6 separate regions of the Mus musculus genome follow, and all the other regions are linked to region 1. A link is a loop called in an ENCODE intact Hi-C map of the cell type or tissue named here. Cell type or tissue: heart. All regions are shown on one strand. Region 1 has its middle 4.1 kb from the start of Ranbp3. Region 2 overlaps Safb2 (scaffold attachment factor B2). Region 3 holds the start of Dus3l (dihydrouridine synthase 3-like (S. cerevisiae)). Region 4 holds the start of Safb2 (scaffold attachment factor B2). Region 5 overlaps Kdm4b (lysine (K)-specific demethylase 4B). Region 6 holds the start of Tincr (predicted gene, 20219).

Region 1 (4,000 bases):
CATGATGATAACATGTCATCCTAGCAGAAGGCAGAGGCAGAGGAGGCAGAGGAGGCAGAGGAGGCAGAAGAGGCAGAGGCAGGAGGCAGAGGGTCAGTTCAGAGTCCTCCTCAGCCATGCAGTGAGTTTGAGGACAGCCTGGATCACATGAGCCCCCCCTATCTCAAGCAGTAATAATTATTATTCTGTCTATGCTGGTGTCCATTGCAGCCAACATCAATTGTGTTGAAATTCTCGAGGCTCCAGCCAGATTCTTGGAGCATGGATGGGGCTTGACAATGTAAAGAAACACAGTTGTCACCTCATAGGGGATAAGAGAGTTTATTCTGAAGCTGAATATGCCTAGGATGCCAAGAACACGGTTCCCCAAATACCACAAGGGACAGCCGTGGAAAAGTACTAATAGAAAGAGGACACGGGAAGTCACTGTTCAGCACTTCACAAGGACATCGATTGGCATGCACACTAGGTTGCCAGTAACCCCAAAGCTGAAAACTTCTGCTGTGGGTCTCAGACGATGATGCCTGACTTCATCCTTAGCCTTGGGACAGGTAGAGAAGCTAGTGGTCTCTTTATGCAGTTCAAAAAGACTCACCCAGCTGATACAAGGACAGCAATGACACGGAAGTGACTAATGAATGGCTGTTGTCTTAGTCAGTGTTCTGTGGTGTGAAGAGACATCATGACCACAGGGCAGCATGTAATTAGTGTTTCAGAGGTTGAGTACATTGTGAGAAGCATGGTGGAATGCAGGCAGACGTGGTGCTAGAGACAAAGCTGAAAGTTCTACATCCTGACCCACAGGCAGCAGGGAGAGACTGGGATACACTGGCCAAACTTGAGCTGATAAAACTTCAAAGCCACCGGGCATTGGCGGCACACGCCTTTAATCCCAGCACTTGGGAGGCAGAGGCAGGCGGATCCTCCTAATAGTATCACTTCCTATGGACCAGGCATTCACACACGAGTCTACAGGGTGGCATGGGTGGCAGGGAGAGTGGGCTAACCACACCAGCTGTTAAGGGGCTAAACAGTCCGTGATAATTTGGCTCTGGATCTGCAACATTCCAACCCTCTAATGTCAGATGTTCTAACCATCAGTCTTAGAGATTCTTCCCACAGGGGTGGATTTTCTCCCTTTCCAGGAATCTCAGATCACAGGCTCCATCTCCTTACTATGGCTGAGTTCCCCTGTAGCCAGAGTGGGGAACAGAGTGGCTGGTTCAATGCATATATGCTGGTGACACTGGATTGGGTGGAGGATGCGTCCTTCATTCCTCCTTGGATTCCCAGTCCCAAGACTGAACTGACCCTTGTTGTTGCTGCTACCGCCGCTGCAGCCTCCTTCTCCTCCTGCTTCCCTCCCTCTCCCCCTCCTCCTCCCTTGAACAGTGCACCCTTGTCCTGTGGGACTCTCGGGTCCAGGAAGCTCTCCGCGGAATGAGGGAGCCCTTTAAACACCGCACAGCTCTTGGTGCTGGCGACCAGAGCACTAGGAGATGTCGCCCAGACGACCTACAAGTCCTGGGCAGGGCCTCTGCATGCAAGCTTGAGGACATGAGTTCAGCTCCCCAGAATCCACAAAGAAGCCGGGTGCAGGGTCTGTGACTTCAAGAACTGGGAAGCCGGCTCAGTGCGGAAAGGGTGATCCCAAGTCTGCAGTTTGTTCCCCTCAACAGCTGAACAGCAGCGCTGCTGGGCCGGGGTGCATGGCGGCACACGACGGCGCCGGGATTGCAGGACAGGGCGCAGGGGTACCGTTGGGTAAAGTGAGGAAGACACCTGATGGACCTTTGGATCCTCATTGACGCGCACGCACACTCATGGGCGGGCATTCACGCACAAGCACCCGCTGGCTCTGACATCGCAGTCCTCTGCTGCCCCCCAGTGGCCACTGTGCAAAACCTCTTTCAAGTTTGGATTTGGGGGTCTCGAGGCGCCACAGGTTCTGTCCACATATCCAGTACAAGACAAAGAGAGGTAGGAGGATCTCCCACAAATTTGTGCTAGCCTGGGCTAGAGTGAAATCCTGTGTCAGAAATACAACCAACCAGCGCATGGCAGTAAAGGCATACATGCACCTCACAACCCAGCTCGGGAACTGGGACAGCAGGTCAAAGGGTAAGGTTATCTTCGACTGCATAGGGAGTGATGCGAGGCCAGCCTGGGCTGCATGAGTCCCTGGCTCAAAATAATTAATAATAATAATACGACAAACCTACTCTCAAAGGAAGGGAAGCTGTGTTCCTGTCCCCTGTAGGAACTGCTATATACTTCCACTGAAGACAAGCTACGTTGGTTTTGATTAACACATGTCCTAGTCGAGATGAAATGGACCCCTATTTCTGGATGAGAAGTGGGCCAAAGAACTTCTCTTTCTTCTTCTTCTTCTTCTTCTTCTTCTTCTTCTTCTTCTTCTTCTTCTTCTTCTTCTTCTCCTTCTCCTTCTCCTTCTCCTTCTCCTTCTCCTTCTCCTGCTTCTGCTTCTTCTTCTTCTCTCTCTCTCTCTCTCTCTCTCTGTTTTTCAAAACAGGGTTTCTCTGTGTATCCCTGGAACTCACTCTGTAGACCAGGCTGGCCTTGAACTCAGAAATCTGCCTCCCTCTGCTTCCCATGTGCTGGGATTAAAGGTGTGTGCCACCACTGGTCGGCCCTTTCTTATTTTCTTATTTTATATTTGAAGTCATGGAACTCATTCTGACCTTAAACTCACTGTGTAGTTGAGGTTGACCTTGAACCCCTACTCCTCCTACCTTGCATGCCGGTGCTGGGATGACAAGCGTGTGTTTTATGCGGTGCTGCAGATGGAAGCCTGGCCTTGTGCACTCTGTGTGACTGTACGGCCGACTCTGCTACAGCCCAGATTTCAATCCCCGATACACACAGTTCTCAGTCACCAAGGATTATTTCCTGGAATTCTGGCTGAGTGGAACTGAAGGCTGAGGGATAGAAGGCCACCAGCCCCCCACAGCAGAATCAACTCATAGTGTAAACCTAGCCTTCTGGGTCCAGAGCTCCTGAGTCTCCGGATGTCCCTCAAAAAGCCACTGCTGGATTCTATGCAGTTGGTCACAAGGCGTCGCAGAACATGACGTGTGACATAGCTTCAGACTGTACAGAGATTTACTGACACAGAGCCACAGGGATGGCAGCACCGTTGTTAATTTTCAATTCTAATTTACTCCTGGGTACTGTATGGCTGGGGATCTCCCTGGAGGGAGAAGGTACCACGCCTGACCACTTGTACCCCAGTGACCAGAGTAGGAAGCTAGTAGTATTTAAAGTACATTCTTTTTTCTTTTAATTTTTAAAATTTAAATTTTAGAAAATAATTTTTTTTAAAGATTTATTTTATTGATTATATGTAAGTACACTGTAGCTGTCTTCAGACACTCCAGAAGAGGGAGTCAGATCTCGTTAGGGATGGTTATGAGCCACCATGTGGTTGCTGGGATTTGAACTCTGGACCTTCGGAAGAGTAGTCGGGTGCTCTTACCCACTGAGCCATCTCACCAGCCCAGAAAATAATTTTAAAATAAAAATTTTATTATTTTATTCCATGTGGATGTCTGTGTGTCTGTACGCGGGTTTGTGCATGTAAACACAGTTCTTAGGGAGGCCACGAGAGGCCATCACAACCCTGGGAGCTGGGCTTACAGGATCTTGTGCATTGCCTGATGTGGGTGCTGGGGAGAGAACTCGGGATCTCTGCAAGAGCAACCAGTGTGCAGAACCCTTGAGCTGTATAATAACCTGTTTCCTTGTTCAGTTTACAAAGATCTTTCTGTTATGGCTTGGGGCAGTGGTTCTCACATGGTTCCCCCATTTGAGGGTCACACATCAACTATTTACCTTATGATTCAGAATCGTGGAAAACTTACAGTTATGAGGTAGCAAGGAAATGCTTTTATGGCTGGGGATCACCACACCATGAGGAGCTGTACTAAAAGGTTGCACTATTACGAAGTTTGAGGTCCACTAGTTTAACAAGTTTAGGAGT
Region 2 (4,000 bases), 110 kb before region 1:
GTTAAAGGCCAGCCTGGTCTACAGAGTGAGTTCCAGGACAGCCAGGGCTACACAGAGAAAACCGGGGGCGGGGGGGGGGGGGAGAGGAAAGGAAAGGAACATTAAGTTAGTTTGAAGGGTAGGGGAGGATCTGAGGGGTGGGAAAACATGTATGAAAAACTGGGAAAGGAACATTAAGTTAGTTTGAAGGGTAGGGGAGGATCTGAGGGGTGGGAAAACATGTATGAAAAACTGTTTCAGCTGGGTGGTAATCCCAGCACTCAGGAGGAAGAGGTAGGTGGATTTCTTGAGTTCCAGGCAACCTGAACTACAGAATGAGTTCCAGGACAGTCAAGGATATACAGAGAAATTCTGCCTTGGAAAATAAAAACTAACAAGAAAAGAACAACTTTGTTTTAATAAGAAAAGAAAAAAGTAACCTAAGGACGGTCAGGGGTAGGGGACAGGCAGGTATCTAAAAAGGGATAGGCCTGAGAGAACTGGGACCAGGAGCAAGTGGATACAGGTCACAGAAGTTCCATAAAGAACCACAGACAGTGTGCACAGTAGGTGCAGGTTCCTTAATGCTTGTCCCATGAGGGGTCCTAGCATGTCTGAAGAGATGCAGGGATCACCTGGGAAGCGAGAACCCAGAGAACCAGTGTTAGGTAATTCTGATGTCCCTGAAGAACGTAGCCACACTTGTCTAAGGTTACCAGGATAGCATTTCCATGTGTCATCAGACCCAGGGACTGCTGGCGTGATTGATCTGACCAGTGCCATCAGATTTCTTTTTCTTGTCCTGGAACTTGGTAGGTTGTTCAGGATGGCCTTGATCTCAGGCCTACCCCATCATACCTGGTGATCAGGTTTCTTAAAGTGGATTGTACAAGGTCACACAGGCAAAATGCCCACTCTGGACCCTAATTCTTGCATCTGAAAAGATGCAGACCATAGGGATGGGCAGGTAGACAGGATTTGGAACCTGGATACAGGAAGCAGTCACAGCAGTCACCATTTTCTGCTGTATACTAAGCACTATAAACCTTTTCTGCACTGTTAGAAGCCCTCCAGCAAGCAGGATAGGTACAGTGGCACACACTGGGAGGACAGAATTATGAATTTGAGGACAGTCAGCCCAAAGAGGGTAATCCCCTTAAAACACCACCCCAAACTTACCATCTTAGCCTTTTCAGGACACTGCTTGAGGGTAGAAAGCTCATTCTCAAGGCTGGGTGGCCATGCCCACCACCCAACTCCTAAAGATTCCATCTCAGCACAACAAAGCTACGTCTACTTTTCACACTAATTGTATCCTTTCCCAACTTCCAGCACCCACAATGCCACTTCCTTTCTGTGGCTGAGGACTTCGGGGATGTTCTGGTAGTGGGCCCAGTAGTGTCTGGCTCATTCCACTGAGCACTATGTCCTTGAAGTACAATGTCCTGTCTGAACTGGTTTTGCCTCAGCCTTGGCGGTGGGATGACACATGAACTGCTAACACCCTCTAGCACTGGAACTGCTGACATGCTCAGTAGCCCTCAGTCCTACCTGCTAGCCTAGGCTGGCTTTGCCATTCTGCAAATATAGCCTTGGAGACAGATCTTGTCAGGCCAGGCCTACCTGGTATAGGATGCAGAGTGCCCACATGACCAGGGCCCTAGTGAAAGGAGACTCACTTGACTGAAGTGCTGGTGGCAAGGTGGGCTCTGGCAGACTGAGATATGCAGAGGCAGGTTTGCTGCCACTCAGCACTGGTGGAAAAGACACCAAGAGGACAAATGGTATCCTGGCCTCAGAGATGGCCGAAGGCAGGTTTGGGCACCAAACTTGTGGCTTAAAGGACTCTGACTTCATAGGCAGCTAGTGGTAGGGTCAAGTACTAAAAAAAAACCAATTAGACTGTCAGTCACCATGCAAGGACCTCTCACTATGTAAGACGTCACCAGTGCCATGGCCACCAGTGCCACAGCCACAAGGGTTTGGATGCTCTCACTCCTGAGCCTGTGCTCAGACTGGGAGGAACAAATCCAGAGGTGGGTTATTCCGCTGGCATAGGCAGGTCGACGACACTGCTTGAGAAGGCACATAGTGCCTGCACCACCAGGCTGTGGCCTTTCAAGGAGGCTGCTAGGGAAAGGCGGCTCAGGCTTCTGTACTGGTCCTGGAGAAAGGGCAGCTGGCGGCTCTGCAGCTGCCTCTAACACCACAGCCTCTGAGCTTTGATTCCAGCGCCGCCATGTCTGAGATGTGGGGCAGAAGACCTGGACCCTGAGCATGGGCCAAGGGCAGGACAGAGCTGCAGCCACAAGAATAGGGCAGGGTGGAATGGGTCAGAGGGACGCAGAATGCCTGGCAGCAGAAACCTTGTCTTACAAACAGCAGAACAGGACTGTGTTTATTAAAAACACTAGGAGAGTGAGTTCACATCGACACTTGGCAGAACCTGTGAGGGTTCCACAAGTGGGAGGTGGCTGGAGTTGCAGTCTCTGCCTACTTGCAGCAGCAGGGTTTGGTCCAGAGCAGTTCAGTAGCGGCGGGTGAAGTGGGGGTGAGGGTGGGGGTTAGGAACTCGGCCACCCTGGTCCTGGCTGGCCATGCCACCACCTTCCAGTCTACCACTGGGCACAATATAGCCCTGGGAATGTCCACCGTGTGCAAAGCTGCCTTGCCTAGAACAAAGGCAGATAGTTTGCAAGGGCCATGCCTGCCAATGCCAGCCCAACCAGGGTGCACACATGTAGAGGGAAGAAAGGAGGAAGGCAGTGGCAGACGTTGAAACCTTCTTACCCAGCCATGCCACCCCGGCCTGCTGCCACATGCCCATGCCCAGGTCCTCCTGCAAGGCCCCGCTCAGCACCTGCAGGAGAGAGAGAGCTCTGTGGACTCTGCCTGCACGGTAGGCCTGGTGTTCACCCATTCCTTGCAACCCTTTGGTACCTCGCCACCGTATGTGTTCATGGCCCGTCATGTTTGTGTCCACAGCACTGTGCCAGACAGGAACCTGCTGCTCCTCCAACTGTGAGCTGTGCTCCGCCCACTCTCGGCTGACCCTTTGCAAATACAAGGTGACAAATGGCTGCCCCAGGCCCTTCCCATCACACCAAAGATGTGAGCCCAACTCTAGGGCATCTTCAAAGACAGACTGTGACCAGGGGTGGGCAAGGAGGACACCAGGCACCACCAGGGAAGAACAATCACCCACCAAGGCAGCCACACAGTAGGGCCACAAGAAGCCATAGTGGTCCACACTTGGGCCTACCCACTACTGCAAACATGCTGATACAAACACATGGGCATGTGCTGGCAACATGATCCACAGCTAAAAGGGAGCACATTAACACTTTGCTTTACTGCCTGATGGGTAGAAAATGGGAATGTCCACAGTATGGAATTCAACAGTAGATAGGAGCACAGCCTCCAAACACACCACAGCATGGAAGGGTCTCAAGGACACGGTGTTCATTGAGATCAAGTGTATGTATGCATTTCACCATATATGCTTGCAAAGCCATGGTGGTGGATTTGTGGGTAAAAGCCCTGGGTGGGTAAGGGGCAGGCTGCTGGTGGTATGTGCTTTCCAAAATGAAAGCAGTATAATCCAGGCTGGAATTAGGAACTGACAGCAGACAGTATGTAACAGGGAAGCAGGAAAGTGCTTGGGAGGCTAAGGCAGGAGGACTGTGTGGAACCCCAGCCTGTGTTCCACCTCAAACCACCTAACCACGAGTGCTCCTACTGCCTGTCAATGCATTGACGGGCTCCTACTGCAGTGGAGATTCACACCCTGTTGCCATGCACAGAACAGGGACAAGGTTCACACCTGCCATCATAGTCTCTATGGTGCAGCCAAGGATAGCAGGAGCTTTCATTGTTCCCTCTGAGAACACCCCAGAAACCCATCTCAGGTTCCTCCTATATAGAATACTTACCTGGGGGGAGGGGGTAGCCCTTGGCCTTCATTCAACTTCTTGTCAGAGCTGTAGCCATGCCAGCCGTCTCCGGAATCCCAAGCATGGTG
Region 3 (4,000 bases), 96 kb after region 1:
CAGGGATTCAAGGTCATTTCTGGCAATAGTGAGTTGGAGACTAGTCTGTGCTACCTGAGACCTTATCTTAAAAAAATAAAAATAAAATAAAACCGTTGAGGAAGAATAGAAGAGACACACAGAGAGGAATAGGGGAGGAGGCAGCAGTGGGGCCCTTCGGTCTTCCCTGCCCCCACTTGGTGCCCAGGTCTCCAGTGCTAGCAGGGCCACAGCCACCTGCCTCCCTCACTTCCTGGTGTCAGCTGAGATCAGGCTGGAGCTGTAGTTCCAGGGGGCTATCTGGATCCCTCAGTTCAGGGAGCCACAGACTCTCCCGGAGGCACGTTGCCAGGGGACTCGGGTGTGGAAACTGGCCGAGGAGGAAAGGGGGGGGGCTCTATTTTCCGTGTTAGGTGGAATGGTGTACCTGGAGGAGACTAGGACGGAAGGCTGGTTCTCAAAAGGGTACGGAGTAGGTCATCCTTGGACGCGGAAGGACTAGGGGTGGGGTAGGAGGAGAAATGGAGGCCCAGATGCTAGTCTGTGCTCAGGGTTGGAACCGGGCCTGGCGGACAGTAAACCCTCACTAGCTGCTGAGCTCCCCGTAAGGATCCAGCACCATTGTATTCACATCACCATGAATGCTGCACCTCATGGTTAACGGTCTGTACGGTTTCACAGTTATCAACTGCCAGGCTGTCACGCCTCCTGCGGGAAGCCAGCCTGGGTTGCCTTGCACAGAAGAGGACGGAGTTGCTTTGAGGAAGGGATCTTGTTTCTGTCGTTGCCCTTTGCAGCCCTGTTTCTTCCAAGAGCGTGTCCTTATCACAACCCAATTGTAGACGCTACAAAGGAGCCTCAGCCTTAAAATGCATTGTTATTCCCATCTTGCCCAGTAGGGACGGTAGAGAGCAATGGCGCAAACAGGGTGCTATTGTGGTCTAAGGCTAATTAATCGCTTTACCTCTCTGGGCCTGTTTCCCCTTATGTTATACAACCAGCAGAGTCTAGTTCGTGCGTTGCGGGACAGCCTGGGCTACAGGGTGAGACCCCCATCTCCATGAATTAAATAAATTTAAATACTGATTGGTTTGACTTGGCTTTGGTTGAGACATGTAGCTCAGGCTGGCCTCAAACACCAGGACTGCCAGGGCTATACAGAGAAACCCTGTCTCGACCCCCTCCCCCCCCCCCAAAAAAAAAAAAACCAAAACAAAAACAAAACACTACCTCCCGATCCACCCAAGTGCTGTTCTTACATGTTTAAGCACATTTTTATTAAAATAGTAATTGCAGGATCGGAGAAGTGCCTGATGTCAGGCTCAAGGGGCTGAGTTCAATCCCGGGACCGACATGGGGATGCAGGGACCCCCGCCCCCCATTGTCATATGACCTCCACATAAGGGTGACACACAGGAGACCCACACACACACAATAGATGAGTAAATGTCACTTTCAAAGTAACGCTGGCACACACCTTTAATCCCAGCACTTGGGAGGCAGAGGCAGGAGGATTTCTGAGTTTGAGGCTTGCCTGGGCTACATAGTGAGACGCTGTCTCAAAAAAAAAAAAAAAAAGAAAAAAGAAAAGAAAAGGCAGTACAATAAAAATAATTCAAATTGCCACGCGTTTATGGGCCACAGTGGCTCACGAAGGGCACTGTCAAAGGACAGCGTGTCCCCGTGAAGTCATTTGATCCTTCAAAGCTGTTGGTATTTTTTGTTTGTCTTCTGAGACACGGTTTCTCTGAGTAGCTCAGGCTGTTCTGGACCTCACTCTATAGACCAGGCTGGCCTCGAACTCATGATTCACCTGACTCGATCTCCCCAGTGCTGGGATTAAAGGCGTGCGCAACACCGCTCGGGCTGCGGTTTTTTATTATAAAATAACAGACTCGTTTGTAAAAGGGACAGAAGCAGAGTAGGTGAGTGTGAGCTGCACCCACACCCACACCCCCAGATTCACTTCCACGGATCAAGAGTGACCCACGGATGACCGACAAGAACCCCTCCGGGACCCTTGAGCACTTCCGTTTCCTGCGCAGCCTTGGCCCCCCCCCCCCCCGCCCCCACGGTCGTGCGCACGCGCGCCTTAGCAGCATTGCTGTAGTCTGAGCGTGCGCATTTCTTTCTGTAGGCTCCAGAGGACACGAGCGACCCGGAAGACTTTCCTGCCACACTCCAGAGCTGGTGTGAGGGGCATCGATGGCGGAGACGGCAGCGGAGAGCGGTGGTGGCGGTGACTCCGGGGTTGGCGCGTGCGAACGGGGGGTGGCGCCCATTAAAGCTCAGTGAGTCGCTGGCGCCCGTCAGCGAAGCTGATGTGGCCTTCCCGGCGTCCGTGGCGGGTGCGAGTGGTGCATGCTGGGAGGTGTGGCGGCATCCTGGAGAGCGGCATCCCGGAGGCGCCAAAGTCTTTACCTACCTTCTGCTGACACACGAGTGTAACATGTGTTGGTTGTCACAAGCCATGAGGCCGGCTGTGCACATAGGCAGCTTTGGGGAACCAGAAGCAGGGCCCGAGGTGCATGGTGGGGCTTGTAGTCTCCACGAGGGAAAAAAAAATGGCTCGCAGCGAAAGACCTGGGAAGGGTGGTAGCTTGAGTCTCGCTGCCAAGCATGCTGGGGTTTGTAGTTCCTTCGTAGCCTACCAAGGATATTGATATTTGTGTGTCGCAACCCTTAAGGCAATTCAGTTCTCAGAGCAGAGACACAAATGGCTCCTTCAAGTGTAAAACAGGTGTCCCCGTGGCACTGGGTGAAAACTGGCTGGTTCTAAGTAGGGAAAGCTTCCTGCAAGCAGGAGCACGTGAGCTTGGCATTAGCCCCCAAGCCCCTTTCCCTGTGCACATCGAGCCTCTCCCGCTCTGGCAGGTACCGCACAACCAAAGAACGGTTCCACGAATATCTGGATGGAGACAAGCAGGAGGGTGCATGCCAGGAAGTGCCCACAGGAGACCCAGCTGAGCCAGGGGCCAAAAGAATTCGCCTGGAAGATGGGCAGGAAAATGGGAAGACAGAGGTGGCAATTGAATCCCGTGAAAGGCAGGTGCCCAAGAGGGCCCGTGGCCAAAACAAAAGCCGGCCCCATGTGAAGCCAGCACACTACGACAAGGACAGGCTCTGCCCGTCCTTCCTCCAGGTGAGGGGTGGCTCTACAGGCTTGGCTTAAAGTCTGAAGATGCTGTGCTGTGACAAATATATATGACCCTTGACCTACAGGGACTCGACCTAGTAGTGCCTTGCCTTGGCCCCTGGTGCTGCCTTCAAAGTCATTGACCCTCAGCCTATCTACACATCACACTTGAATTTATTTATTTTTGGTTTTTTTGAGACAGGGTTTCTCTGTGTAGCCCTGGCTGACCTGGAACTCACTCTGTAAACTAGGCTGGTCCTGAACTCAGAGAGCACTCCCAAGTTCTGGGATTAAAGATGTGCTCAGCTATTTCAATTTACCTTTTTTTTTTAAAAAGATTTATTTATTTATTTATTTATTTATTTATTTATTTATTTATTATATGTAAGTACACTGTAGCTGTCCTCAGACACTCCAGAAGAGGGAGTCAGATCTCGTTACAGATGGTTGTGAGCCACCATGTGGTTGCTGGGATTTGAACTCCTGACCTTTGAAAGAGCAGTCGGGTGCTCTTACCCACTGAGCCATCTCACCAGCCTCCCTTTTTTTTTTTTTAAAGATTTATTTATTTTATGTATATGAGTCCACTGTAGCTGTCCTCAGACACACCAGAAGAGAGCATCGCACCCGTTACAGATGGTTGTGAGCCACCATGTGGTTGCTGGGAATTGAACTCAGGACCTCTGGAAGAACAGTCAGTGCTCTTAACCTCTGAGCCATCTCTCTAGCCCCCTTAATTTACCTTTTAAAGAGGGTCTTGTATGTCCTGGAGCTGGAGTTTCAGGTGGTTGTGAGCTGGGAAATCAAATCCAGATGGTGTGCAAGAGCAGCTGGGGTTCTTGACCTCGGACCTGTCACTCCAGCTTGACACTGTTCCAGCTTTAG
Region 4 (4,000 bases), 84 kb before region 1:
CTTCTGACCTCTGTGGGCACCAAACACATGTGCATTCACATGCAGGCAAGCGCGCACACAAACACACACACACACACACACACACACAAAATAAACCTTAAGACAAAAACAAAACCTAAGGTGGACACAATGTGACACTATGGCTGTCCCACACACATGCACATCTAAGTATGCATATTACACATACACAGAGCAGAGCAGACACCCATTCCCCAGGCCCAGCGTCAAGCACAGGCAGTTAAGTACCTTTGGTGTTTCTCTTTACAGCCCTCTTGCTCACAGCTCCCCAGCTGATTCCAACCTCCTCAGGTTCTTGTCCTTCCTCCTTAAATGCCTGATGGGAAAGAGTATGAAGTTTTAAATAAAGTTATCTTTTAGGAGGGGTTGACACAAAGTGTTCTTTAAGAAGCAACTTTGCAGTTGCAAGTGTTCACAATCTAGCTTAAGACCACATTTAGCAGCCAGCTCCCCTTCCCTGCTCAAGACCCAAAACCTAGAGAAAGGGAAGCTGAAAGCTTGGGTTGCAGAGTCACTGTCAGCAGGTTGTGGTCATACATGACCTGGCAGCTTGTAGCCCTAGATGTAATCCCCAACCCAAGACAAAAAAATAGAATAAAATCCAAGTATTAACCCCAAATCAGGGTTGGTGACCGCTCATCTTGTGTGCTCTTTCATCAAACACAGGGATGATGGTAGGAAACCTGTCCTTGATTCAGGCAGGGCAAAGAGCTGAATGGGGCGCTCAAAAGGCCTCCCATAACAAAGCAAACCTTTAATTCCAGCATTTTGGAAGTGAAAAGGGGGGGCAGGAGACCAAGAGCTGAAGTCTAGTCTGGGTTTCACAGCAAGTCCAAGGCCACACTGGGCCACAGTAGCTCTCCAAAAAAAGTTTTGCGTGGGAGGGGAGGCGCTGATTTTTGATAAGGAAAAACAACATAGACCGAAGAAGAAAGCGCTGGCCAATTTTCCCTCAAAGTATTCTGGCGCCTTCTACTTGCAGCCAATCAGGAGTCCCTAACCCTCAAGGACCCTGTTCCACAGAGGCAAGCTTGTGTCAAGCGCTGAAGGGCAGTAGACAAGACTTCTTGTCTAGGGGGAGGAAAGTGACATCTTACGCTGACTCGAGATGACAACTAGGCTCCAAGACCAGGGAAGCGCGAGGGGACCGGACCTGGGAGCGAACATGGTCTGTGCAGAGACACTGGGCACCGCCAACAGTGGGGTTGACTGATAGATTCCCCAGAAGAGTAAAACTAGGGTGGCGGAAAAGACAGCTGCAGGTGCAAGGTCATCATGGAGACGTGCCCAGAGCCACCCGATTACTCAACAAGGCCCGGCTTCCTGCAAATCCCGGGGCAAGTGGGAGGCGAGACACAGAGAGGGGCAGCGACTAGTAAAGGTCACACAGCCTCGGCTGCTTCGGTAACTGACAGCACAGACCGAAGTCGGGGGGGGGGGCTCGGGGTGGGAAGGCCGGCCCGAGTCTGCGCGGGCAGTTACGTGCCCGGGTCCACGGCGCCACTCGGGTTCCCTCACCTTCCTCAGCCGCTCCATCAGCACGCTCTTGTTGCCTCCCGTATCCAGGTTCCGCTTTTTCAGCTCCGCCCTCAGGTCGATCACCCGCAGGTCGCTGAGCCGCCGCGTCCCACTCTCCGAGGCGCCCGGACCAAAGGCGGGGTCGCCCGACCCGGTCCCGGGTTCCGCCATCCTCGCTTCCGCGACTTCCCAACTCGCTCCGGAACCCCCTCCACTCGCTGGCACCAGCTGTGGCGGCTCGGAGGTAGTACAAAATGGCGCTGCCGAAGAGGAAAACGCACTCGCTTCCTCCCGCCTCCCTTTGCGGCTGCGCAGGCGCACAGCTCTGACGCACCTCCTAGGTCGCACGCCAAAGCAGTCTCGAGCCTCGCGGGTACAAGTGCACATGCGCAACCGGTCGTAAGCCCCCCCTCCCCCCCCCCCCCCCGGCCCCGTCGCCACCCTCTTTTTAATGCGCACGCGCACCGCCTCGCTACGCTCACTGACCCCCGTTTGCCTCTCGCAGCGTTGCCCGGCTGCGCACGCCACCGCTCTACGGCCAGCGCTCCGACAGTGATGCGCAGGCGCACGACCTGTAGCACGCATGCGTCTTGGTCCGCGGCCAAGCGCGAGCCGGCGAGGCGCGCCTACGTCGTCTCTGCCGCCGCGCACACTGCGCTTGGGTAAAGGCGTCTGAGAGCGTAGGGCTCGCGCCGGCGGCGCCTGCGCAGTGTCGAGGTGCGCCTCCGGGGAGGCTGAAGCGGTTCCCTCTCAGGCGGCGCCATTTTGTGGTAAGAGGGCCGAGATTCAAAAAAATAATAATAATAACAAATCAAAAAAAAAACACACTCACGCAAACCCACTGACCCGGTTCTGTGTGAAGTGGGCGACGGAACCAGGGTCCCTGGAATGGCGGAGACTCTGTCGGGTTTAGGAGACGCGAGTGCGGCGGGCGCGGCGGCCGTGAGCTCCGCGGCGTCAGAGACCGGGACGCGGCGGCTCAGCGACCTGCGGGTGATCGACCTGCGGGCGGAGCTGAAGAAGCGGAACCTCGACTCGAGCGGCAACAAGAGCGTGCTGATGGAGCGGCTGAAGAAGGTGAGGTTCGCGGGGGGGAACCCCATGGTCGCCATGGCGACACCCACCGCCGGGCCCGGAGTGGCCCGTTGGCCTTCGCGCTGGGCGCTAATACTGGGGCTCCGCGGGCGCCGGGTGCAAGGATTCGAATCTCGACGCCCCCAGCGATGCGACCAGAGGGAAATAACACCACGAACGGGTTCGGGGGATCGATGACACCGCGTTCCCTGTACTGCTTAGTCCCAACCCCAAAGGGGGATGAAGGGGACTCGGCCAAGGTCATCCAGTGGGGTCAGCTTGTGGCGGGATTCGATCCCAAGTCCCTTTTCGGCCCCCGAGGCAGAACAGGTGGTTTTTGTTTCTTTTCTTTTCTTTTAATCTGGGAAGACACAGTGACGTTGGGGGCAGGGGTGGTGGAGATGAAACATGAGAAACTCTCAGAGTTCGCAGACAGCCGGAGGATGTAGGTAGCCCAGGGAGACAAAAAACAAAAACAAAGCGGAAAAATAAATTGTTTCTAATTCTTTGCTAGAACTAAGCTAGGGGAAGATACGAGATGGAAGGAAAGAACGTTTTTTTCTGTTGATAAAGGTAAGTCAGATGTGAGTTCAAGGCCAACCTGGGCTGTAGAGGAGTTCCAAACCAACCTGAATATTAGAGTTCAGGGCTAGCTAAGCCTTTTTCAAAGTATAAAGTAGGTCCAAGAGCTACTCATTTGGTAGTGTGCTACTCATTTGGTATTGTGCTTACCTTGCATGCACAAAACCCTAAGTTTTATCCCAAATACTTCCTAAGGCCGGGAGTGGTGGAGGCAGAAGGATCCTAAGTTTGAGGCCATCTTGGGATGCGTGAAAGCCTTTCTGTAAAACATAGTAGGTTTTTGTTTTGTCTCTTTTTTTTTTTAAAAAAAAAGGGGTTGGACACATAGATCAGAGGTAACATGCTTGCCCAATATTGCAGAGGCCCTTGGAACCATCTGCCACACAACTGCTATAACACTCCATTCTGTGTGGTCAGGTGGGAGTCGGAGGATTTAGTTCCAGCCTCAAACTGAGCCCCCTGAGAAAGAGGCTCATTTCTATTGCCTTCCTTTGTGGCCTAGATTCTCTGTCAGGAAGACCTTTAACCTCTTCTGAGTGTCCTCAGATCAAGGCAGTAGTAGCTTGCCTTCAGGGTAGGGTAGGCATTGCTTGGCTTGCAGTCTAGTCCAGGTAAACAAGCTCAGTCTCCACAGGGCCCCCTTTTGGCTTTTGTAGTTGTTTACTCCACCTTAGAAAGCAGACTTTGTTTGTGTTACACCTTGAAAAGCTGTCCCCTCTAGCTTTCAGACATTGTCATCTGCCCAGTCATCCCTTGCACAAGGAACTGGAGATTTAACCCTCCTAGATCCATCCAAAGTCAGTCACCA
Region 5 (4,000 bases), 310 kb before region 1:
TTAGGGGCAGTCTTAGGTGCAGGCACCTGAGGCTCCCACTGTGCCTTAGCTCCAGCTCGCAGCACTTGACAGGAGCTTAGGGCAAGGTGGGGGCTCCATCCGTATTTGCCTGCATCCATCTGAAGCTGTCCAGGCTTGTCTGATGCAAGGTTCTGGAAGGGCTGTCATTTGAGCTTGGGTTCACATGCTTGTGAAGGGATTACTCCACATGGAGACTGTCCTTCAGTGTTACTTAGAGGTATGGACGTCACTGCCAAGTTGTAGTTGTCCCTTGACATGTGCTGGCTTGTGGACAGTTATGTGTAACCGCTGTTCCAAGAAGGGTGGGGTGGCGAAGAGTGTGGAGCCTAAGCAGCCCTAATGTGACCTTAGGCCCCTTGACCTGTCTGAAGGGCCCGTGATGCTGACATACCCCAGTCATCCTTTTGTACCTTGGGTGACTATGCAGCCAGGGTACAGGCAGGTACACATGTCCTGGAAGGACTCTGATGACTGCACACTCATTGTCCATAGGACGTGGCGCAGTGGAACATCGGCAATCTGAGGACCATCCTAGACATGGTGGAGCGCGAATGCGGGACCATCATTGAGGGCGTGAATACACCCTACTTGTACTTTGGCATGTGGAAGACCACGTTTGCCTGGCACACAGAGGACATGGACCTCTACAGCATCAACTACCTGCACTTCGGCGAGCCTAAGTCCTGGTGAGTGCCAGGATGTGAGCCATGGGAAGACCTGATGGTTGCTGAGGGGCCACTGGGGAATTTCCAGTTCCCTCTTTGACTTGGGGAGGTACACTGACCCAGGACTGATGTTCACAGGATGTACCCCTGTCATCCTGGGCAGTGGATGGGGGCTCTGGTCTTGCCTGAGCCTCAGCCAGGCCAATGGATGTGTGTCACCTGCCAGCCACAGTACAGGGACTGGTTTCTGTGAGACCTGGAGGCTGAGTGAGGTGCCAGCAGAATCGTTCCCTTCAAGTGCTTTGTGTCTGGGGCCCTTGTGTGGCTCTTGGTCTCCCTGGAGCACAAGGTGACAGCTCAGGTCTTCTTTCAAACATTGGAAACTAGGGAGATCTGCTGCCCCTTAGTTGTACCCTGTAATCACACAGTGTGGTCCTTCTGCCCCCATTGTCCAGCACCTCCTTGAGGCTCCAGGTGTGACAGGGCCACCTGCTGGGAGTTCTTGTTGTACAGTGGAGTCCATGCTCAGCCCTAGGCAGCTCTCCTTCCCTGGAAGACACAGCTCTGTTGATATGAATGCCTTTGATGGCCTAGCTGGATGGGAAAATGTACCCCCAAACCCGTTTCCCTTTTTGACATTCTCATGTCTTGTCGGTCCCAGAACTGTTTCCTTGCAGTTACAGAGGTGAGAAATTCCGTTAGTGTTGTGTCTGCTTTCTGGTTCCCAGAGCCGTAGGGAGCTATGCACTGCGCTGTCCCAGGGTCAGAGGTCCTGCATTCCTTGGCCCTGGGCACCCTTTCTCCTCCTTCAGTCCTGGCCACGAGTCGTCTCCCAGGCTGCCTCTGACTGTGTTGCCTCTGTCTGAGGGTTTTGTGGTGACGCTGGTCATCCAGGACAGCCCCCATACGCTCAGTTCCCTGTGCATGGGGAGGTGAACTCTGTTGGTTCTGGGAGGTCAGGGATGTGTGGGCAGCACTCTGTCGGCCCTGGCTCTTAGCTGCTTTTCCTGTTGTAACAAAATCCTGACAAGAGGAGAAAGGGTTTGCCTGACTCTACTGTCATAAAGGGGAGGAGCTGAATCGGTCACATGACAGGAAGGGGATTCGATGGATGCTGTTGCAGCTCCCTCTCCTCATTTGTGGTCCAGGATCCCAACCCAAGGGATGGTGCAGTCTTCTGTCCTCAGGTAGCACAGTCGAGATAAGCTCACAGGTGATCCTGCAGGCCTGTCTCCTGTGCTTCTCTTCTTTCTCTTCTACAGTTAACCCTGCTTGGACCATGCTCATTGTGGGCCCCTCTGGGGTGGTTGAGCTACACACTTACACCGAATTCTAACTCCCAATATCCCTGTCTGTGTCCTCAACCCCCAGTGTGGCCCCCTAGCCTCTGGTGACATCGTCCTCTGTGTAGACCTGTCCAGCCATGTGACTCCTCCCATGGTGCTCTGCTCCCACCTCTGTGGAGGGCAGCTATGGTAGCTGACACTTGGGGCTCAGGGATCCCATGAGAAGTGATGTGGCAGTGGCAAGGACCTGTTCCTCGTGATTTACGCAGGGCCAGTGACACCCACAGATCTAAACCAAATCAATGGCTACTCCTGCTGCAAGTCACTATATGTGTGCAGCTGTTGCCTGCCTAAGCAGGTGTGGTTGAGTGTATTTGTGTGTGAGAATATAAGCAGGATGTCCCACTCCTGGTGACCACTAGATGGCACTCCCACCTTTCTGAGTGAGGCAACTGTTCCCACTGGCTTCCTGGCTGCAGTTAGCAGGCTCCTTGACTGTGCCTTTCTCCAGGTAGGAAGCCTGTTGTATTTTATACAAAAAGGAGAGCCAGGATGTGTTTTGTAGAGCACAGTAGAGGTGGGAGGGGTGCCTCTGGGCCCATACTGAAACATCTCTTCTTTCTAAAGTACCAGCCATATAGGTAGAGTGAGGAATAGGGGTTATTTAGGGCATAGGAAGGGAATTTGAGAAGGGAGTAGAGTCAGAGAAAGACAGAGAAGAGAGAGGGGAGGAAGGAAGGGAGGGAGAAAGAGAGAGAGAAGAAGAGGAGGAAGAAGAAGAAGAGGAAGAGGAGGAAGAGGAGAAAGAAGAAGAAGAGGAGAAAGAAGAAGAGGAGAAAGAAGAAGAAGAGGAGGAAGAGGAGAAAGAGGAGAGAGAGGAGAGGGAGAGAAGAAGAGAAGAGGTTGGCCAGGAACACGGGGAGAGAGAAAGAAAGGGGTCAGGGAGAAAAGATAGTCAGAGAGATCAAGAAGAGACCACACAACCCCTTTTATAGGAAGCCAGGCTACTTGGCTGTTGCCAGGTGACTGTTGGGCAAAGCCTAGAAGGAATGCTAACAGAGCCTATGACAGTTCCTAGTATGGGCACCACCAAAGTCCAGCGTGGTGCCATGAGTTTTATTGGGGTCACTGACAGGCATATGCATGAGGGGTCACCTACTGGAGCAGAAATGACTCACAGACAGCTGCATCACCAAGGCCTGAGTGACAGCTCAGAAAGCTGAGAACCTGATGCTCACCGCACAGCCTGCAGGGAGGATGTCAGGATGCAGACTGTCCTTTCCAGTGCCTCAGTTGGTCTGAGCATCTTCCAGGCAGACTGGTTTCCTGAGCTCAGCTTTATTAGTGCTCACTCTGACAGGGAGGGGCCAAGTGAAGCTGGTTGGTTTCAGGGACTTCCTGAAGCTGTTTTTAGTTGCTTACCTTCCTGTTTAAAATGCATCTCTGCAAAATGGAATGCTTTACTCTCAGAGGGAACTGTTGCAACCCCTCCTCCATCAGATCCTCTAGTCCAGTCTATGTTTTGTGTTCTGGTTCAGCACCATACTGGGTTTTGGATACATGAGGATATCTGCAGGTTGCAGTATTTTCTGAAGGTTCTCTGCATCTGTTGCAGCTTTGACTGGTGTGATTTGAGGGTCAAGGAATCTGAAGGTGGGGGTGTGTGCTGCCCTGGGCAGGTTCTGTCTAGTCTTCCAGAAGCTGCCCCTGCAGGTGGCACTTGAAGGAGCGGTGGGCTCTCATGCTCTCTATAGAAAGCTGTTCTTGCACTGGGGTCTCTGGAGGAGTGGGCACACTGTACAGCTGTTATAAGGCTTCCAAGGACAGTGCCTTGTATGGGAAATGAGGAGGCCTGTATTTGAAGGTCTCCCAGTCGTGCTTCCCCCTCCACCCTGTGTAATCTGCTATGACCACTATGGTTAGTCAGACCCTTTAGCCTAGCCTAGGGAAGGTAGCCTACATCAATTGCCCTCTAAGACCCCAAAGGACGGCTGGATCTGCTGGAGAGCTGCCCTGGCTTGGATCTCT
Region 6 (4,000 bases), 120 kb before region 1:
GAGGTTTAGGGTGGGTGGGTGTCAATCAGTGTTAGACTCCCCCTACAGTCCCTCAAGGAGGTATGGGTGTGACCTCCAAGAAGGGACTCCACCCCTGACCATGCCCCACTCCCTCACCGGGGGATTCCCGGCAGGCCTCCACCGATGACCACACTCTGCACAGATGACGCCAGACACAGAAGATCTTCAGGAAAATCACAGGGAGGTCGTCCCCTCTGTGGCCTCTGGCTGGGTCCTTCAAAAAGCCCAGTTGGGTTGGGTCTCAAGCAAATGGCACAGAGCCCTGCTAGTGCTTGGCCAAGTGGGCCAAACTGCAGAAGGAGCACCTGCGCGATCCTCACCCCCATCCTTGCTGCTTCTGACTGTTGGGACCCAGCGTGGGCGGGCCCCTCCCTGGATGCCATAGGCCTCAGTGAGACTGGAGAAGCTGCCAAGTCTCACCTGAAACTTGCTGGCTGGGTGGGGCCTGAAACCTGCCAGGCCCTGGAGGGAGAATGGGCAGCTGGCTGGTTCCCCGGAGTGGGGACCGTGGGGGAGGACAGTACAGAGAAGGAAGCCAGGTCACAGCAGGATCCTGCTTTGTTGTCAGTCTTTATTTGATAACACATTCAAAATGGCACCTCTGCACCTAGAGCCCGGAGTAGGAACATGACCTTGGGTCTCCTGAAGTGAGTTCACAGAGATGGAATGAGCCTCCTACCTAACCTGGGCTCATGACTCAGGCCTAGGACAGGAGCATAGTGCTGGCATAGCAGGGACCCGGAGGACACTGGAGGCTATCACTGGAGTATCAGGAATGGCTGTGTATAAATGGGGCACTGAAGGTAGAATAAATAGGAGTCTATAAAAAACAAAAAGAAGGTGGAGTGGGAAAAAAAAAAAACTGATGGTCCTGTGGCAGGAATTCAGGGAGATCTCAGGACATAAGGAACAGGGTGAGCTTGTGGGGGGCTCACACTCAGCAGCCTGGCCTTCAGCACCACAATTCCCCTGTGCTGTTGCAAGCTATCACAGGCCTGGAGCCTCCTCATGTCACCTTTTCTTTGTGGGTCACAGGTTCTGTTCATGTTGGCTTCTGATGACTGTTGGAGAGAGGTCACATGCTCTCCACATTGTGGCTTTGGGACCTCAGGCCTTGGTTCTCTGATCTAGAAAACAGAATGAAGGCAGCCAATTGGGCTGTTTACATCCACTTCAGGGCTAGGCGGCCTTGGATCAAAGATGGGAAGGGTAGGAGGGAAAGAGAGAGGGAGGGAGGGAGGGAGAGAGGGAGGAGGGCAGGGAGGGAAGACCGCCAGGACTGGGACCAAGGAACAGGCCCTACATTATTATTTCTGAACACGCTAAGGCTGTCCGCCTGAAGAAATGAATAGTGATTTGCATGTAATTTGCATGCAATTTGCATAAGGTTTGTTAAATGTCAAAATGCTTTCTCTCGCCCCTCAATACCAGCCTCCCCTCCACTCCCCAGCAGCTCTCCCAGAGGGCCAGCAGCTTCCCCCACAGCTGAACAACAGCCTGGTGGATCTAGAAGGAGACTGGGGAGGCAGAGAGGGACCCACACCCCCAAGGCCTGCATAGTTGCGAATGTCTAGCAACCCTGATTCCAAAGACCATGGTTCAGTTCCCAGCTGCCCTGCTCTGCCTCCTGCAGCCTGTACAACTCTTAATTAAAACATTATTTCCTTCTGGGCTCACAGTGTAGTCCCCCAGCACATGAAGGGGTGGGGGGAAACAGGGACAATGGGGGGCAGGGTCACATAGCACCCAACACTGGAGCTGTGGAGTAGAGCCCCCACAGCACGTGCTGAAATACTCAGACCACTTTGCACACCTATGGGCTCACCAAGACCCCCCTGGATCAGAGTGTCCTCCTGTTCTGTTCGTAGCTGGAGCCCCGTGGGTCCTCCAAAGAAGGAAGTGTGCCTGTTGAGCTTCCCCGAGGAGGCTGTGCTCTGGGGATGGACAGAGGTCGATCCAGGCAGCAGAGGCTCCCAAGGGAGGGTCCTAAGGCCACAGAGCAACCAGAAGGTTCCTTGCCGGGGTTGGGGGGATGGAGGGCTGGACGACAATGTCAGAAGTCACCATCAGGAACACCAGAGGCAGTGGGCATCAGCAGGGCTGGGGAGTTGGCATCTCTCTGGAAGCCCAGCACCTGGATCAGCAAGGGACATGTGGGCCCAGGGATGTCAACCAGCAGTTTCCAAGCTAATGGCCCTTTTTCCCTTCTCCAAATAGCCTGGATCTGGGCTTGGAAGGGAGTGCAGTGGTTGCCCACAATCCTGAGGCCCTTCTGTAGCAGGCACAGTGCTAGGATCCCCCTGGTGGACACCACAGGAATTGCAGGCAAAGCTGCTCCGTTTGTCCTGGTGTCTGTTACAGGAATTGCAGGCAGAGCTCTTGTGGACCCAAGCCCACAAAGCACAGTCAGTTTATGTCTGCATCAAAGTAAAGAGTCCAGAGGAGAGTAGAGAACTTCTCAAAGTCACACAGATGGGGACACCAGTGCTGAGCCAACAGAGGAGATGGAAGGATAAGGCTAATGTGCCCACCTCATGAGGCCCTCAGTTTCCCCACCATCTCTCAGGCCTCCCATGAATGGCTTACCTGAAGTACGACTGGACTCCCAGGAAGAGAGAGATGTGGTGCCTGGGCCAGTTTGCTCCTTCAGCCAGCATCTTGTGTCCCTAAAATCATCGCTCCATCTCCTCCATTTCCTACCTGAGGGGGTGAACATAAAGACAAGCGGTGACGACTAAAGTCTTTCCAGCTAGTCCAGGATCGCTCTGAAGTGTCTTCATACTGGTGGTGATGCACTATACAGCCGGGCCCCACTAGAGACACTGAGGCCAGTGTAGACACAAGGTGTGACGGGCTTGGGATGGGGAGTGCAGTAGTGGCCCAGGGCTGCTCATCCCACCGACCTCTTAGATGAGTGGACAGAAACTGAGAGAGAGATGGAGACACTCGGAGACATGAAGAAACAGATAGGGGCGGTGTGCAGAGAGAGACAGAGACCAGGACACAGATACAGAGAGACGTGCTGAGCCAGAGCCAGATACACAGAAATGAGGGCAGGGAGTCCTCAGAGCCACCGCTGGAGCTCACACCACATATCGACATAGCTAATGGAGCCGAGAGGAAGCAGGCACGGTCACAGAGGTCTTTCTCACCATGTCCCCAAGCCATCACCATCCCACTGGGCCAACCTCCATAAGCCAGAGCTCAAGATCCTACCAGGTTCTAGCCCAAGTCCCAGCCTAGATCCCTGGTCACCTGGTGTCGCTGAGCAGAAGTAATACTGAGCCGTCCTGCAGGCGAGCTTCGCGAACTGTCTGATGGTCAGGCAGAGGCCTAGAGTTGTAGTAGAAGGTTCTGCGCCAAGAGCTTACACCCTGGCCCACTAGCTGTGCGCGCAGGTCACTCAGTGTGTCTCGGGGCCGCACGGTCAGTGGCAGTAGCAATGCCTCGTCGGCTAGGTGTACCTTGATGTGGTAGCGCTTCCAGCGGGACAGCCCTCGCCGCAGCTCCTCCATGGCCATTGCCAGCCTGAGACTCTCTCGCAGGTCAGCACCTGCTAGACCGGCTGAGCCACCTGCCTCCACCCCTCCTAGGCACGCCCTGCTACAGCAGCAGCCCACAGGGGTGGTGACATTGGCTGGCCCAGCCCAGGCCTCCATGACAAACATTTCTCCTGTGCACAGCATACATCAAAGGCCCTGGGGCAAAGAACGCAGCTATACGAAAGCACTGTGGCAGGATGGAGAGCCTGGTGTATTGGAGGAGTGGAGTTGGGTCCTGCTTTTGAAGCAGAAGTGAGGAGGAGAGAAGGGTGGCAAGGAAGGCAGTGTAACCCACCCACCCATTTATTTATTATTCCAGGGAACACTCTAGAACTTCCTCCCTAATCTGTATCTGTACTTGTTTTGTGTCTGTGGGCTCCAAAGAAACCTCAATCTTGGGCCTTTGCCCTCTATGGCCATCAAGTTAGGAACAGGGT

Evidence for each region. Hi-C counts contacts between places; a loop is a spot of excess contacts. Peaks named below come from ENCODE experiments on the same cell type or tissue, not always from the same donor. Only the 100,000 strongest peaks of a DNase experiment are listed, where the experiment ranks them.
Region 2: a loop joins it to region 1, with 2.7 times the contacts of the local background. A loop is called at or near these places in 11 of 42 quality-filtered maps.
Region 3: a loop joins it to region 1, with 2.4 times the contacts of the local background. A loop is called at or near these places in 11 of 42 quality-filtered maps.
Region 4: a loop joins it to region 1, with 3 times the contacts of the local background. A loop is called at or near these places in 8 of 42 quality-filtered maps.
Region 5: a loop joins it to region 1, with 6 times the contacts of the local background. A loop is called at or near these places in 16 of 42 quality-filtered maps.
Region 6: it touches region 1 in a loop (3-fold over the local background); 11 of 42 quality-filtered maps call a loop at or near these places.

Annotation. Positions count from the first base shown.
Region 1 is chr17:56,667,131-56,671,130 of GRCm38, forward strand. No RefSeq gene overlaps it. Among named protein-coding and RNA genes, the nearest start is that of Ranbp3, 4.1 kb to the right of the region's middle. In heart, a CTCF peak has its summit at 1,883 (motif pointing left); a DNase peak (open chromatin) is centred at 1,821; H3K4me3 peaks cover 945 bases; H3K27ac peaks cover 661 bases; H3K27me3 peaks cover 745 bases.
Region 2 is chr17:56,560,593-56,564,592 of GRCm38, forward strand. Safb2 (scaffold attachment factor B2) reads right to left here. Exons shown (of 21, transcript NM_001029979.3): 18 at 3,912-4,000; 19 at 2,920-3,032; 20 at 2,770-2,839; 21 at 2,350-2,651. The coding sequence ends at 2,507. Among named protein-coding and RNA genes, the nearest start is that of Tincr, 8.2 kb to the left of the region's middle. In heart, no CTCF peak of the experiment used is centred here; no DNase peak of the experiment used is centred here.
Region 3 is chr17:56,762,672-56,766,671 of GRCm38, forward strand. It overlaps Dus3l (dihydrouridine synthase 3-like (S. cerevisiae)), which reads left to right and starts at 2,080. Exons shown (of 13, transcript NM_144858.2): 1 at 2,080-2,270; 2 at 2,854-3,121. The coding sequence starts at 2,185. In heart, no CTCF peak of the experiment used is centred here; DNase peaks (open chromatin) are centred at 270, 640, 2,260, 2,340 and 2 weaker places; H3K4me3 peaks cover 2,521 bases; H3K27ac peaks cover 2,790 bases.
Region 4 is chr17:56,582,738-56,586,737 of GRCm38, forward strand. Safb2 (scaffold attachment factor B2) reads right to left here and starts at 1,848. Exons shown (of 21, transcript NM_001029979.3): 1 at 1,537-1,848; 2 at 247-334. The coding sequence starts at 1,707. It overlaps Safb (scaffold attachment factor B), which reads left to right and starts at 2,245. Exons shown (of 21, transcript NM_001163300.1): 1 at 2,245-2,613. The coding sequence starts at 2,425. In heart, a CTCF peak has its summit at 1,729; DNase peaks (open chromatin) are centred at 974, 1,234, 2,094 and 2,724; H3K4me3 peaks cover 3,932 bases; H3K27ac peaks cover 3,871 bases.
Region 5 is chr17:56,355,350-56,359,349 of GRCm38, forward strand. It overlaps Kdm4b (lysine (K)-specific demethylase 4B), which reads left to right. Exons shown (of 23, transcript NM_172132.3): 5 at 514-707. Among named protein-coding and RNA genes, the nearest start is that of Kdm4b, 31 kb to the left of the region's middle. In heart, a CTCF peak has its summit at 2,382 (motif pointing right); a DNase peak (open chromatin) is centred at 2,222.
Region 6 is chr17:56,550,842-56,554,841 of GRCm38, forward strand. Tincr (predicted gene, 20219) reads right to left here and starts at 3,546. Exons shown (of 4, transcript NR_130128.1): 1 at 3,277-3,546; 2 at 2,608-2,721; 3 at 1,847-2,155; 4 at 573-1,148. In heart, a CTCF peak has its summit at 2,361 (motif pointing left); a DNase peak (open chromatin) is centred at 2,140; H3K27me3 peaks cover 563 bases.